Linked DNA regions of Homo sapiens: region 1 is linked to region 2. A link is a loop called in an ENCODE intact Hi-C map of the cell type or tissue named here. Cell type or tissue: gastrocnemius medialis. All regions are shown on one strand.

Region 1 (8,000 bases), 400 kb after region 2:
CAGCCTTGAACTGGGCTCAGACAATTCTACTGCCTCAGCCCCTGAATTACAAGCATGTGCCACCACACCTGGCTAACTTTTAAAAAATTGTTATTTATTTGTTTTAAAGACAGGGTCTTGCTCTGTCACGCAGACTTGAGTGCAGTGGCACAGTCATGCCTTACTGCAGCCGTGACCTCTTAGGCTCAAGTGATCCTCCTGCCTCAGGACTGGGACTATAGGTGTGTGCTGCCACCCCCTGGCTAATTTTTTTTGTAGAGACAGGGTCACCCTAGGTTGCCCAGGCTGGTCTTGAACTCCTCGGCTCACGCAATCATCCTGCCTCAACGTCTCAAAAGTGCTGAATTATAGGCCTGAGCCATGGTTCTCAATTATTTAATTAGAAGTATAATAGCCTCTAGGGCATCATTTCACCACAGTGCTTGCAGCGTAGTAATTAATATTCTAAATGAAGACTGAGTCACCAAGAAGTGGTTACATTATGATGGTGTGCCCCCACTAAGAAAACAAGACAGTAAGTATTCTGTTTTAGAAAGATATAAAATCGGTAAAATCCAAAGGTACTAGAATGTGTAGGCATGTCTTATTCTGATATGATACTGGATTGCCAACTTTTGGATATTTATAATGAAACACAATATACTTACCTTTGCAAAGGTGACACATTTCTCAACAGTTCAGAAAAAAATTAACTGTGATTCAGTGTAATAAAAGCATAATGAATAGCTATCATTGTATTCTTTAAACTGTAATATTTCAAACTTTATAAAGTTTACGAAGTCACATGTAGATTTCCTTGTATTTCTAAAAAGAGACTGACTCATGCCGGTAAATAGATCAGACTGATAGTGAGAGGTTTCTGGATCTCCGTTTTCTCTTCATTCTTTACTTTTTTTCTTAATGAGTTCAAAAATGCTTGAGAATTCATTTGTATTTCATATTTTAACCTTCAAAGCTGGAAACTATTTTGAGAAGGGGCAACAATTTTTAAAAACCAGGGGGCAATTAGAAAAAATGTTTAAAGGGAGGGGATTACCATTTTTAGCTTATACTCCTACTCTATAATAAAGGCGGCGGGGGGTGGGGTGTAAGGAAAATGATCTAATCTACTTGATCAAGAAAAGGGAATGTTAATAGCCCTCAGAAAATATATTCATTTACTGAACAGTTATATCCCTTAGTTTATTGTGAATGAGAATGGGGGCATCTTAGAGATTGGGAGGGAAAAAAAATAAGAGCAAAGTTTTCAAAATGGAAAGAACAAGAGCAATGCATAATATAGTCATCAGAGGAAGGAACTCTGACTCGTTTGCTGTGTGGCCATGGGTAACTCACCTGATGTCTCAGAGTCTTAGTTTACTTATTTATAAAATGATGAGAGGGGTTGTTGGACTTCAAGATAGTGTCTGTTCTTGTTTTAGTAATCTATGATAGAAATTTAAGTTATTTGCATTCTCCTTTGCTATGTTCCTTATAACACTGGAACACTGTAACTGGAGGAAACTTGTTTTAAGAAGTTAAGCTTCAGAAGCAATGCATTTTACCTTAAAGGGCATAAATTAATACACATTTTTATTGTGAAATTCGAATAATACAGGAATACATACACTAAAAAGCAAAAATTTATTTTTATTTCCTCTTTTCTAATCTTACCTTCCTAGCCAGAGGTAACCCAGTTACCAGTTTGATGTGTGTACTTCACAACTTCTTTCTGTGTACATTATATATACATATGTGTGTGTGTATATGTGTGTTTTTTGTGTTAATTTTTTAAAAGTGTGTTTTGGTGTGTGTCTATCAATTATTCAGTACATATTGTTTTGCAGTTTGCTTATCCACTTAAGTCATCTTGTAGATTTTTCAAATTTTTAGCTTATGCTCCTACTCTGTTATTTTAAATTATTCCATGATATTCTATGGTATGGACATATTACAGCTTATTTAACCTCATCCTTAGACTTCAGGTCATTTCTAATTTTGTGGCAATAATAAACAGTGCAATAAAGAACATCACTATAGGATAGCAACTTACTGAAAGCATCCTGTATTGCCATGCCATGCATTATTTCATCTAATCATCCCAAGCCTGATGTAAGTACCAGTTCACATGAGTAAATTACACGTGAAGAAAGCAGTCACAGAGTTGGTAAATAGCAAACAGATGGCCGGGCGTGGTGGCTCACACCTGTAATCCCAGCACTTTGGGAGGCCAAGGCAGGCAGATAGATCCCTTGAGGTCAGGAGTTTGAGACCAGCCTGACCAACATGGCAAAACTCCATATCTACAAAAAAATAAAAGTTAGCTGGGTGTGGTGGCATGCGCCTCTGTAATCTCCCAGCTACTCCGAGCCTCAGCTAATAGAATCTGAGGCAGGAGAATCTCTTGAACCCATGAGGCGGAGGTTGCAGTGAGATTGCACCACTGCACTCCAGCCTGGTCGACAGAGTGAGTCTCAAAGAAAAAAAAAAAGCAAACAGATAGATGTATTTAGTCAGTGTAATACCAGAGTTAATGCACTATTCTACCACAGCTTTTATTGAATTCTCAAAGAAATTCATGCCCCTGAAAGGGTTAAGAGCCAGGATTTTAGACAGGAAGGAATTAGAGCTGTGAGGAACTCTGGTGATAACTACTATGCTCTGTTACATTGCCATTGCTTGTTGCCTTGGCTATAGTGACCCTGTAATTGATCATCCAAGTCAGGGAACTTGAGAGTGAAAGAGGGGGCATTATGATAATATTTATACTGAGATAGGAGACATACTTGTTCTGGAGAAACTGAGATACTTGAACATGTTAACCCTAACATAGGCCATCATCACCTTTCACATGGGTTACTGCAACAGCCTCCTGTCTGTTCTTGTGTTTACTCTTATCCTGTTCCAATCTATTTTCACACAGCGACCAAAATGATCTTCCTGAAACAAAAAACGGATTAAATCACTCAGTAGTTTAAGCCCCTTGCGTGGCTTTGTGAAAGGATGTATTTGTTTGGTCCTCATGTGATTATTGTTAGAATGCAGCATAGAATAAAATAAAAGGCACATAAGGTGAGAGTCAAAAGACTTGTCTTTGAGTCTGAGATACCTAGATTAGTTTGGTGACCTTGAGCAAGTTATTTAGTTTGAGCTATTTCCTCCAGTGTAAAATATAGATTGTGTGTGTATGTGTGTGTGTCGGGGGGGGGAAGCTGAGGTAATAAATATGAAAGGCACAATATAAATGCAGGCAATTGTTAACTTTGTATATGTTATGCCCTTTGAAAAATTGTTCTTGTGTCTCACAGTGTCTATCAGGGTTTGGTAGGAATTTTACAAGCTGAACCACCTTTCTTGTCACTATCCAAGTTTCACACAACTTAAACACCTTAGTCATTTTTTAAAAAATCAAAGTTTGTAAAAGTTTGCTGAAGGTAAGTTACCAAGCTGGTACTAAAACCTAGCACCCTAACCTTGGCATTATAGCCTGATGATCTAGTAGTTCAGCTGCCTTCCCAGAATAATTAAGCAGGTTATATGTTTACAAAAATCATATAAGCATTTTATCTGTGGTCATAATATAAAGATATAGCTCATCTTTCATGAATTGAGAACATTTTAGAAAAATATATCCATATAGTTTACTGACTTAATCGCGGCCTTTGGTTTACAAATAATGGCTTGCAAAAAGTGAATTTATTACGTTACATAATTAGCTGGGAGGAATATTGGAGCAGCTCTCAGAATTGAAGGGCCAAGGCTTCAGAGAGTATAACTGGAACACAAGGTAGTTAGAACCACCTTTATTTTTGACAGTCCTAGGGTGACATCCTGGTAGCTGGAGAACCAAGGTGGATGGGCTATAACTCTACCTCTGGGAAATTCAAGAGGGCTTCATTTGGCCTATCCTGTATCTCATGACTACTACTCCTGTGGTAGTATTAGACTGAGCCATATTAACTAACTCACTTCCTTCCTCCCTCCCTCTCTCCTTTCCTCCCTCCCTTCCTTCCCTTTTTTCTCTTTTCTTTTCTTTCCTTTTCTTTTCTCTTCTCTTCTCGTCTCGTCTCGTCTCTTCTTTTTTTCTCTTTTCTTTTTTCTTTTCTTTCTGATAGGGTCTTCCTCTGTCACCCAGGTTTAAGTGCAGTGGTGTAATTAAAACTCACTGAATCCTTGAATTAAACCCATCTTTGACTGGGTTTAAGTGAGCCTCCCATTTCACTTTTCTGAGTAGCTGGGACTACAAACACGTGCCACCATGCCCAGCTAATTTTTTCCATTTTTGTAGACATGGGTTCTCACTACGTTGCCCAGGCTGGTCTCGAACTCCTGGGATCAAGCGATCCGCCCACCTTGGCCTCCCTAAGTGCTAGGATTACAGTCGTGACCTGCCTTGTCCAGCTGAAATTTCTAGTAGTAATATTTATACAACTGAAAAGGTCATTTTATATGGTTCAGTCTCATAGTATGGGGCGCAGAGGGTAAAGTGAAGCATCATAGATTGACAGCTCTACTAGGACCAAGAAATATGGTGGAGTTTCACAAAAGACAAGAGTGGCTATTCTTCCTGTGAGAAGAAGGAGAATAGGAAAGAATTTTGGGTAGAAAGAATAGTGACCATAGTCTAACATACTTACAAAGAATATAGATCAGCTAGAATTCAGCTAGACCACCGTGGAAGTGAAAAATACTTAAAATATAAAAATTTCTAAGGCGAGAGACTGAATTGTTCTTATCATTCCTTAAGCATCTCAGAGTTGGACACATGTGCCTTTAAGTAACAAATGTGCTCAAAGTTTTCAAATTGTAACTTTTGTACTTTGTACATATCCTAGGCACACCCTCCTTAAAACAATCCTATTTAAAGGTGAAGAAATTAATGCTCAAAGAACTTGCCTAAGATTATGTAACTAGTTAATATGGAACCAGAATTTGAAGTCTAGATTAAAGATGAAACCCAACTTTTCCTTCAATATCTACGTCTCAAAGATAAGACTGTCAGTGAAATACCAGTAAAGACAGAAGAGAGTACATGTGTATGCATGGGAGGTCTGGTGGTGTATATCATCTTAAATATGAAATATGAATATTGTTTACTGTTCCATAATGTAATGGTGATAGCTTTGGTTTTTTAAATGTTGTGGTGGTGGTTTTAAACTTTGAATTAAATTAAGTTCCATAGCATATTATCTCAGTGTGAGAAAAAAACAGTACATTCTGCCTTATTGTCTGAATGACTGAAACAGTCATTTAAATGATCTCAGTGTGGTCCAAACAGCTCTTACATTAGAATCTAAAACTTGCCCTCAGTGTAAGCCAACGGTGTTTTTAACAGTTAGTTATTTCCCTGAATTTTCCTGCTTATACTGAATGAACCAATAGCAATTAATGTTTTTTTTGTTTTTTGTTTTTTGTTTTTGTTTTTTGTTTTTTTTTTTTTTTTGAGACGGGGTCTTGCTCTGTTGCCAGGCTGGAGTGCAGTGGCGTGATCTCGGCTCACTGCAACCTTTGCCTCCTGGGTTCAAGCAATTCTCCTGCCTCAGCCTCCCAAGTAGCTGGGACTACAGGCACACGCCACCAAGCCCGGCTAATTTTTTGTATTTTAATAGAGACTGGATTTCACCTTGTTGGCCAGGATGGTCTCGATCTCCTGACCTCATGATCTGCCCTCCTCAGCCTCCCAAAGTGCTGGGATTACAGGCATGAGCCACCGCGCCCAGCCAGCAATTGATGTTTCTATATGTTTGGATTCTTATTGACCCAACAAATACAGTAGTATAGTCTAAAGTTACATAACTTTGCAAGTCCTTTGTAATTGCTGTGGTATAGCTAAGCCTTATTTGAATAGTCTTTCTCTTGTTGCTGTTACATACCTAAGGCAAATATTAAGTATTTACTTCATAAAAACCTTTTTTTAAGAGAGGTTGTGGTGTTAGGTGGAGAGAAGGAGCAGCAAAAGGTCTTTTGTTAATTACATAGCAATACCGAGTTCTGTGGGGTGTGGGAGAGTATGATAGTAAAAAGTAAAGTAGTAAAGATGCTTCCTCATCATTGTTGGTTAAGGTGATAGACTCCCTATCTGATACATAAAACCAAACAAGTGATTTATATGCCTTTTCTGTTTTCATAGAGAACTGTGATAATAATGTAATTAAGAAAGGTTAAATAGTTTGCTGTCTTGGAAGTTTCCTGATGTCTACAAGATGATGTATTTAGGGAGCCTTTTCGTGAGAAAACCAATTAAGATGATGTTGTAAAAATAGGGGAAATTTGACCGTGGGGACAATTGTCACCATTTTAATGATTTGTGAAGTTTATTAACTTATTTTAAATTAAGATAGCTATAAAAGTCTTTATAGAAGTTAATATGTGTCAACATGATGAGATGTTATGGAGTTTTTTGTTTTGAAATTTTCTTTCTTTTTTTTTTTTTTTTTTGAGACAGACTCTTGCTCTGTTGCCCAGACTAGAGTGCAGTGGTGCAATCTCAGCTCACTGCACCCTCCACCTCCGGGGTTCACATGATTCTTGTGCCTCAGCCTCCCAAATAGCTGGGATTACAGGAGCGCATCATCATGCCTGGCTAATTTTTTGTGGTGTTAGTAGAGACGGGGTTTCACCATGTTGGCCATGCTGGTCTCCAACTCCTGACCTCAGGTGATCTGCCTCTCTTGGCCCCTCAAAGTTCTGGAAGTACAGGCACGAGCCACTTCACCTAGCCAGAATTTTTCTCATCTTTTGTAAGTCTTATGTGGGATGGTTTTTCTAATCAGAAATTACTTCTCAAGCAGTTTACTTAAAAATATTCCATATTTTATTTTATTTTATAGATGATAGTATTTCTGCTGCAAGTACTTCTGATGTTCAAGATCGCCTGTCAGCTCTTGAGTCACGAGTTCAGCAACAAGAAGATGAAATCACTGTGCTAAAGGCGGCTTTGGCTGATGTTTTGAGGCGTCTTGCAATCTCTGAAGATCATGTGGCCTCAGTGAAAAAATCAGTCTCAAGTAAAGGTAATTGTGTTGTAAAGTTAAAAAGAGTCTTGCTTTTTGCAATATTTTCTTTGAAAGTTGAAGCTGGAAATATAAAACTAGTTTCTTATGTGGATTACTTGTGATTATAGTTTGTTTTCCATTTCGTTTTTTTAATTCCCAAAAAGTTCTGAAAGTTTATTCTTTATTATTTAAAATAAAGAATTTTTGTGTAATCCACTGATTATACTCACAGGTTTTTTATGTTACAGTATTTGTGTGAAGTTAGTATCTTCCAACTAGATGATAAGTTTACTCAGGGCAGGAACTGAATCATCGTTTTGTGTCTCTCATTTCATATTGAACATAGGTGGTAGGCACTCATGTGTTCTTAAAATTCTGTTGTCAATACAGAAACATAATTAAAATCATCATAGTTTAAATAGCTTTATTCTGAACCCTCTGTGGTTGTTAGCAGAATCCTGAAAAAATTAATTTAAGCTCTGAAGCTTACGAGCCCAGTATAATGGGACTTCTAACTTTCCAGTATTGGGAGTTTTCAAGGTTGAGACAAACAGTCGTCAAGACCCTGTTGCTCTGAGTTTGGAGCAGATGTAGTGTACCTTTTCCCTTACTTCAACCACCAAGAAAGAATTTATTATTCTTTCACATGAATCAAGATTTGAACATATCATTTGATGTCTCTTACTGATTTATTGGTAGAGTATATGGGGATAGGCGTGATTATGCCCATTTTGGCAGTGGGAAAAGTGAGGACATTTATTGGCTTGCCTTCCTACTTCGATGTCAATGTAAATTATTAACCTAGGGAGGAGTTTTATATAACTCCCAAATTCTAGCTGAGTAGGAGATAGTGCAGTCAGCCAACCAGCAAATGAGAAGCAGATTTAGAAGAAAGATTGTGAATTCAGTTTCTGAATGTTGTTTAGGGTGTATATGGTATGTAGAGATACATATTGGTAGCTGAATTACATATGGATCTAGTGCTCATGTTAGTTTTGGCTAGCAGTAAGAATTTGGGAATGTTCC
Region 2 (8,000 bases):
ACAAATCTGCATTTTAAGGAGTGCCTCATGAGATTCTTCTGTCTGACACTAAGATAATGTCTACCAAATGTTGGTACCACTTTGTTAATGGCTGGAAGCCATTTAATCCCATTTAAATTCACTGATCATTATAAATGCACCTGCTACCTTTAATATCATCTATATTAACAATCATAATGAGTTGCTATGTTGCTGTAGAAGACACTCACCAACTGTCTTCCAGATGGTTTCTGTCACAATTTAGCATTAAACAAACACATAAATCCAAGCCCCATCAAATCTCAAGAAAAGCAAACTCTTTTGGAAATCAGCTTCCTTGATCTTTTAGCAAATCTTTCCTCCTCATCCACTTTAATAATGAAAATAATTACAATTACATGTAACCAATATTTACTGATTATTCACTCCATGCCTTCCATCAAACCCATCATAACAATAGTAGTAAATGCAATAAAAAACAATTAACAAGTACTTACTATATGCCCAGAAATGTTCAAAGTTCTTTATGTGATTGCATCATTTAATCTTTATAATACTGTACCTATGATACCAAGAAAGACAGGAAAATGTGTATTCTATATTACTTAAGCTATTGGTGCCACTTATAGGCTTTGTCATATAAATATTATGCTAAAGTTAATTCCCTAGTGTTCTTTTTTAAAGTATGAAAATGGGAAAGAAGTGAGTGCCCATTATTGATCGCCTGCTGTATTTCTGGCACTTTAACATGTTTTCTTCATTAAAACATCACCAACTATTTATGAATACATTTTATTATCCCCATTTTAACAGTTTATTGAAAGACTGATGTCATAAACTGCACATATTTAAAATGTGCAATTTAATAAGTTTAGATATATGTATATACCTGGGAAGCCATATTGCAATCAAGGTAATGAACATATCTATCAGCTCCCAAAGTTTTCCTCTCTCTCTTTGTAATCCTTCCTCCTGCCCCTCCACTTGCTCGTCCCCAGGCAACCACTGACCTGCTTTCTGACACTACAGATAAGTTTGCATTTTCTAGAACTTTATATAAACATAATCTCGGTATGTAATCTTTTTGTCTTGCATCTTATATCCAACATGATTATTTTAAGATTCATCTACGTTATTCTATTTATCAAAAGTTCACTCCTTTTTACTACTGTTATTCCAATTGTCCCCATTCTATAGATAAGCAAACTGTGAAAATAAGCAACTAGTTCTAAGATCACATAGTAAAGGACCAGATTCAAATTTAAATCTGCCCAACACAAAAGCCCCATATTTTCCCACTAAAAATTATGCCTGTCTTCATTTTTAACTGAGAAATAACTCTACATATATCTTCAGAATGGAAGAATGTGGCCTCCAAAGTAACCAGGCTATAGTAACCGCACCAAAATTATTGCTGGATGATTAATTGGAGAGGGTGTCAGCTGTCCTACCCACTTACCTCCACAGTATGTGCTCAGCAGTACCAGCCTTAAACTTTGGGCTTCAATTACAAGGTCATTCATCCAAAGAAGAACCCTGGAATCCTGGGGCTGCCAAGATACATGAGACCACTGTACACAGGGCCTAAGCTCTAGCTAGAGTCCTCTCCTATAGGCCAGAAGAGAAGGAAATGGGTGGGGCAGATGATGGGAGGTGGTCAAACGTATGGTACAGCAGGGAGGCATCCAAAGAACCATGAAGGTCCTCACTGAACTGGGTCACTTGTGTGACTTGAAGGATAGACTTTTAATTAAGGACAGAAGAGAAGATAAGAACTACAAAATGGAAAAGAAAGGAAAGGTAGACTAACCCTTGCCAAACTCCCAAACTGTTAATTTGGTGATCTTAGGCACTCATCACTCTTGAAATATAAAAACAGATCAGATTTCTCCATGATTCTCGCAACATACGTTTGAGGAGGAATTATTTGTGATACTATGAATAACAACAAATAACTAGCAGTTATAGAGTACTTATTACGCACTACACACAAGAATCATATTCTATTTTCATTTTACTACAAAGAAATCAGTTCTCAGAAAATATAAGTGACTTGTCCAAGATCACACAGCCAGAGAGTGAATTCGTTTTAGCCAGAATTCAAGTCTCCAAGTCTGTCCAGTAATCTTCCCATGACTCAGAAACACTCCAGACTTCCCTGCTCCCAACCAATCACCCAACCACCGCTACACACTTCACCATCATTGGTCCCAACCCAGGCTCACCCTAGAGTATATGCTGACTTATGTCCTTTGATTTCAAACCCCTGAAACCCTTGTCTTCATCAGTACATGTCCTTCTATGTACACTGCCCTCAGAATACTGTTGAACACTACAGCCAACTTAAAAGATACTCTAATAAACCAATTCTACTCCAATAAGTTAATCATTATAATGTTATGCTTTCGTCAGGTGCCAACGGGGCTTAAGAAAACAGTGCCTAAAAGAATAATGTAAACTGTGGGCAAGAGTGTGATATAGAGATTTTCCAAGTCCTATGTTCATACGTGTGAGTGTGATAGGTTTACAGACTAACTCCAGACAAAGCAAGCCACTATTCCTCTTTCAGAAGGGCCAACTCAGGCTGAAGTAGCCTATTGCCTGGGGGAGGAAGAAGGGAAATAATAATCATTATTCCCTTCCTCATAAATGATATGAATAATAGGGGCCAACATTTACTGATTGCTTTGTATTGGGTATTTTATCAGTACCACAATTAAACCACAATTCCATGAAGTAGGTGTTATTGTTAGTCTCATTTCCAGATGAGGAAACTGCGACAGGGAGGCTATGTAATCTCACCATGCTAGTGCTATGCAGGCTTGGGACTCAACAGGTATTCTTTCAAACGGCAAAATTCTCATTCTTTTTGTTTTTTTCTTTTTTTTTTTTTTTGAGACAAGGTCTCACTCTGTCACCCAGGCTATAGTGCTGTGGTGCAATCTCATCTCATTGCAGCCTCGACCTCCCAGGCTCAAGTGATCCTCCCACCTCAGCCACCCAAGTAGCTGGGACTACAGGCACACATCACACGTCTAGATAATTTTATTTTTTGTAGAGAGAGGGTCACACTATGTTTCCCAGGCTGCTCTCAAACTCTTGGACTCAAGCAATCCTCCTGCCTCAGCCTCACAAAATGCTGAGATTATAGGTGTGAGTCACGGCACTGACCCAGAATGCTCACTCTTAACCAGTGCACTGATCCCCACCAGTTATTGCTTATCGTGTACCTATTATGCGCATGGCACTGTGCGAACCTTAAACATATTAATTTCATTGAAACCTCATGGCAAGCCTTGGAGATAGGTATTATCATTATCCCCATCTGACAGATGAGGCTCAGGAAAGAAAGGAAACTGAGTTAATGTGGAGCTGGAACCGACGACACGCATTCTGACTAAGAGCTCTCTTATTCAGCACGACTGATTCCTATTCAAGTTTAGGTATTTCTCTTTCTACTTCATTTAGGTTAAAAGGCTTTCCTCTCCAGGAGCCTGGCAAGCCAAGCCCGCCCTCTGCGGGGCAACAGCACGAGGCATTACCCCTACAGACCACTTGGCGGCGCCGTCCGTCCTGAGTTGGAGAGAACGGTGGGCAAGTAGGGCTCCTTCCGCACGCTGCACGGTTCTTCTCCGGGCCCGCCCCCTTCCAGCAACAGCCAATCAGAAACTCGCTGACAGCGCTAGGCTCTCCACGGTAATGGCCGTGGATGATAATTGGCTAAGTCTCTTAAGGGACGTCTGGTTTCCGGGGACGCAGTGATAAGCGCAGAACGGGAGGTCTCTGAAGCAAGATGGGGCTCCAGACATAATCTTTACCTGAATAAGTCCCAACGCTGGGAGTGTCAGCCCGATCCTCCTACGGTGGAAAAGGCGGCAGCCAATTGCTACAGTCCCTTTAGGCTTTTCTCTCCCGCCAATCCTCACTCTGCCCTACGGGAGGGTTCTTGGCCGCTTCAGCTCGGTTTGCTGCTTACCAACCCCGCGGCCCAAGGGGAGCACGGCTCCCTGGCCCGATGCCCCCGGGGTATGCAGAAGGGCCCAGCCGGGACAGCAGCCACTGCATTTCTTTGGCTTGCGCTGCAGTCCGGATGGAGCTCGGTTCTGACCCAGAACATGAGATCGGGTTCTCATTAATTCAGCCCAGGGCCTTGCACACGCGCCCCGCCCCTGCTTGAAGTGGCTCACCCCGGACTTTCAGGATCTCACACGAAGTGCTTCGCTTTCCCCTGCAGGGATGGTACTCTCTGAGCGCCCTTGGAACTTTGTAAATAGCTGCATTGCAGCACTTCTCCATTGTTTTATTTCACGCATATTGGACTCAGGGTAGAGACCATATCTTAAACGTCTTTGCTTTGAGCAAGATATTTAAACTCTCTGTGCAGCATTTTTCTCAACTGTAAAGTGGGGATAGTAGTACCTCTTGCATAAAGTTGTGCGCACTAATACATGTAAAGCGCTTAGAAGACGGTCTTGCACACAGCAGATGATCAGAAAATGTTAGCCACTTGTTATTCCTACAATGCCTAGCACAAACACATCATAAATACTCTACAGTGCTTAGAATCAGTTTCATATATTTGTTCTTGGAGGTTTAAATCTCAGCTTTGTCAGAACTGCTCCAAGAAGGAAACGGTAAATATATATACACATGGCTGTAAATGTGTCCGAGTGCTTCAACATGCAGTGGCAGTTGAGAACAGCAGGGAGCCTGGGTTCAAGTTCTGACTGCAGCTGAACAGCCGAATGACCAATAGAAAATTAACTAAAACTTAACTCCTCAGCTGGGGAATGGAGATGATCATAATAATATCTACTTCATCGGGTTGTGGTGCTTGCATTCTTATCCCACTTTCACTTTGGGAGCTAGTACAAGAATGTAATGACACAGTATAGTATTTCTACCTTATATGTGTCTCCCACTTTAACTTTTGCAAAGCACATTCATATATTATCTCATTTAATACTCACAGCAACCCTGTGAAGCTCAGAGCACTTCCTGGTTGGAATCCTACAACATGTCCATGGTGAGCTGCAGCTCGGTTTCTTTGAGTGCAATTTCAATGTCAGTGCCATTGCTCTGCATCAGGACTGAACCAGTGACCACCTGGGTCTCAGATAAGCAGAAGGATTTGCATCCTAGATTTTCAAGCCAGTTGTTCTATTTTTTTTATTTCTGATTACAGCAGAAAGACGTAGTTACATTATCTTTTAAAATGTGAACAAAACAAAGTGCAAGGTCTGGTCGACCTTCACACACACTCCCCAGAGGCAGCCACTGTCATCCATTGAGTGTGGCATCTTCCTAACCTCCTGGGTATGGTTTCATGCATGTACCTGTGGCGGGGAGAAAGCTAGGTTTTTTTGTTGTTGTTCTTTTGCATAAACATGATTGTATTTTAAAATTTATTCTACAACTTGTTTTCTTCAATTAACAGTACATCTCAAAGATCTTTTTATGTCTGTATCCTTATTTCTTTTTAACTATTGCAGTCTTTTATACCTGAACTCATTTAACCATTCTCTTGTTGTTAATTCTAATTTTTAAAGCCAAGTTTTTCTTAATCCCCCTCAAGTCCCAATTTTGTTGTAGCTGGTTAGATTCTGAACAGCCTCTGGGCCTAAAGATTCAAGTCACCAGGAAATGAAATCCTTATGGTCAAGAGTTCCACCTAGCTCCATATTCTTCCCATACTACAAGCCCAAAGCCCTGGCAAGCTGTGAAACTGGAGTCCCTCCTCCCAAGAGGAAAGAGTGGGAAAGAGGATGCCCACATAGGGCCAAAATGGGCTGATGACGACTTTACTCCTCAGAACATTGCTCAGAGCTGAGGACATCTCTGTAACTTTAAAAGCCTCCTAATTCCCTCCAAGAATCTGCATGGCTGAGATCCCTTCTGAAGAGGTGAAGCTGGTGAAACTTTCTCTTCCTTGAGGCCCTGGTGACCCTCATGACTCAGTCCTTCCCCAGGCCCACCCCTCACTTCCAACACCCACAAGTATCTCCCAGGGTTGAAACCTCTACTTCAGAACGCAGACTTGGAATTGAATTGCAGGGAAATGGTGGGCACATCCTGTGGGTACTTGTGAAACACATGGACCTCAGATCCTCAGATAACCCTAAAAGAAATGATGTGGGCTGGCCACGGACTGGTCTAGGGACAGTGTCACTTCAGGCAAAATGAGAGGTAGAGAATCAGGGTAGAAATCAGCAGATTACAGGCACAATTCCACAAGGGAATGTGCTGACTTCGTGACCCTTAACTCCATGCCCTTTCTACCCAGCTCCAAAAGGAATTCACTTGCCTTTTCTCCAGCTACAACTAAAGAGTCTGTGGAAGGAGAAATAGGTAAAAGTCTCATCCCATGAATTTCAGACACATCTCTGGCGCACCCAGCATTTTGTACATTAGCCAAAAAGCACATATTCCTAGTTGAATACAATCACACACATATAACACAAATGGAGTCATGTTCACAATCAGGACACCAAACTGAATCTATGTTGAAGATGTTCTGTATTCTAACACCCAACAGAATAATGCACTGGAGCCATACCGGACAAACAACTTACAAAAATGGATCTCAGACTGGAAAATACATTTGAAAAAAATGCAATCTCACTAGTCATAAAAAAACATACAAAATTTTAAACCGGGATTTTATTTTTCACCTATAAAATTGTCATGTTACAAATTATAATATGCATTTCTTTTTTTTTTAAGAGGAAGTTTCGCTCTTGTTGCCCAGGCTGGAGTATGAATATGGCTTATGACATACTTAAGAATGACAAAAATTGCTCTGTCCTCTGTTGCTGGTGGTGGAATAAATTAGTTAAAGCCTTTTGGAAAAATAATTTGGCAATATGTATCCAAATCTCCTTAACCCAGCAATTTAATTTCTGAAAATCTAGTTAAATGAATAATTTCAAAGATTTTTGCATCAAGAAAACCTGGAAGCCAATATCCAACTTCAATATTCAAAAATAGGAAAATGGTTAAATGAATATCGACACTGTAAAGATGTGTAATAACATGGAAAATATGTATGATGGGGCATTGAATAAAGAAAATAAGATTCAAAAGAAACAGTTTGATATTATTACAACTACGTTGAAACCCGTATTGTATACACACACAAACCCACACACAAATGATTTCGTTTACTCCTTTCAACAATCAGTGAGGAAACTGAGACACAGGAGGGTTCAGGAACTGGCAGCTGGCCACATAGCGAGTGGTAGAGCCAAGTTTTATGCCCATGTTCTTCCCAAAATACCACAAAAGCAACCACTAACTGTGAACAATGCTTGTTGAACTTGCAATCTGAAAGCTCCTATTTACATGTTTTAAGCCCATGAAGAGATTTTATAACTCAAGTAATGCTACTCCATGAGATCTCAAAGAGCACTTTTATCTCATCCAACTAGTCCTGCTCCAGGAAGAAGCCTCCAGAAGTCAAGTCAGGCTTCAGAAGCAAACAGAAGAATCTGGTGTGTTGCTGACGGAACTCCCAGGGAATCCACCCATCTTTGGGCAGAAGGCCCTTGCAAAATTACTTAGTAGGCCAACTTCAGTGATTTACACACAACCTGTGATGGTTAATACAGGTTCAATCAAATCAACTTGATTTGATTGAAGGATGCAAAGTATTGATCCTGGGTGTGTCTGTGAGGGTGATGCCAAAGAAGATGAACATTTGAGTCAGTGGACTGGGGGAAGACAGACCCAACCTTAATCTCGTGGGCACAATCTAATCAGCTGCCAATGAATATAAAGCAGGCAGAAAAATGAAGAGGTGAGGCTGGCCTAACCTCCCAGCCTTCATCCTTCTCCCACGCTGGATGCTTCCTGCCCTCAAACATTGGACTCCCAGCTCTTCAGTTTTGAGACTCGGACTCCCAAGTCTCTCCTTGCTCCTCAAGCTTGCAGACAGCCTATTGTGGGACCTTGTGATCATATAAGTTAATACTTAATAAATGCACTCACACTCTAGATAGATAAGATAGATAGATAGATGATTG

What was found. Hi-C counts contacts between places; a loop is a spot of excess contacts. Peaks named below come from ENCODE experiments on the same cell type or tissue, not always from the same donor. Only the 100,000 strongest peaks of a DNase experiment are listed, where the experiment ranks them.
Region 1: a loop joins it to region 2, with 3 times the contacts of the local background. A loop is called at or near these places in 6 of 110 quality-filtered maps.

What each region holds. Positions count from the first base shown.
Region 1 is chr2:42,238,696-42,246,695 of GRCh38, forward strand. EML4 (EMAP like 4) reads left to right here. Exons shown (of 23, transcript NM_019063.5): 2 at 6,810-6,992. Among named protein-coding and RNA genes, the nearest start is that of EML4-AS1, 72 kb to the left of the region's middle. In gastrocnemius medialis, a CTCF peak has its summit at 240 (motif pointing left); no DNase peak of the experiment used is centred here.
Region 2 is chr2:41,837,310-41,845,309 of GRCh38, forward strand. No RefSeq gene overlaps it. Among named protein-coding and RNA genes, the nearest start is that of LINC01913, 36 kb to the right of the region's middle. In gastrocnemius medialis, a CTCF peak has its summit at 3,518; a DNase peak (open chromatin) is centred at 3,612; H3K4me3 peaks cover 939 bases; H3K27ac peaks cover 1,126 bases.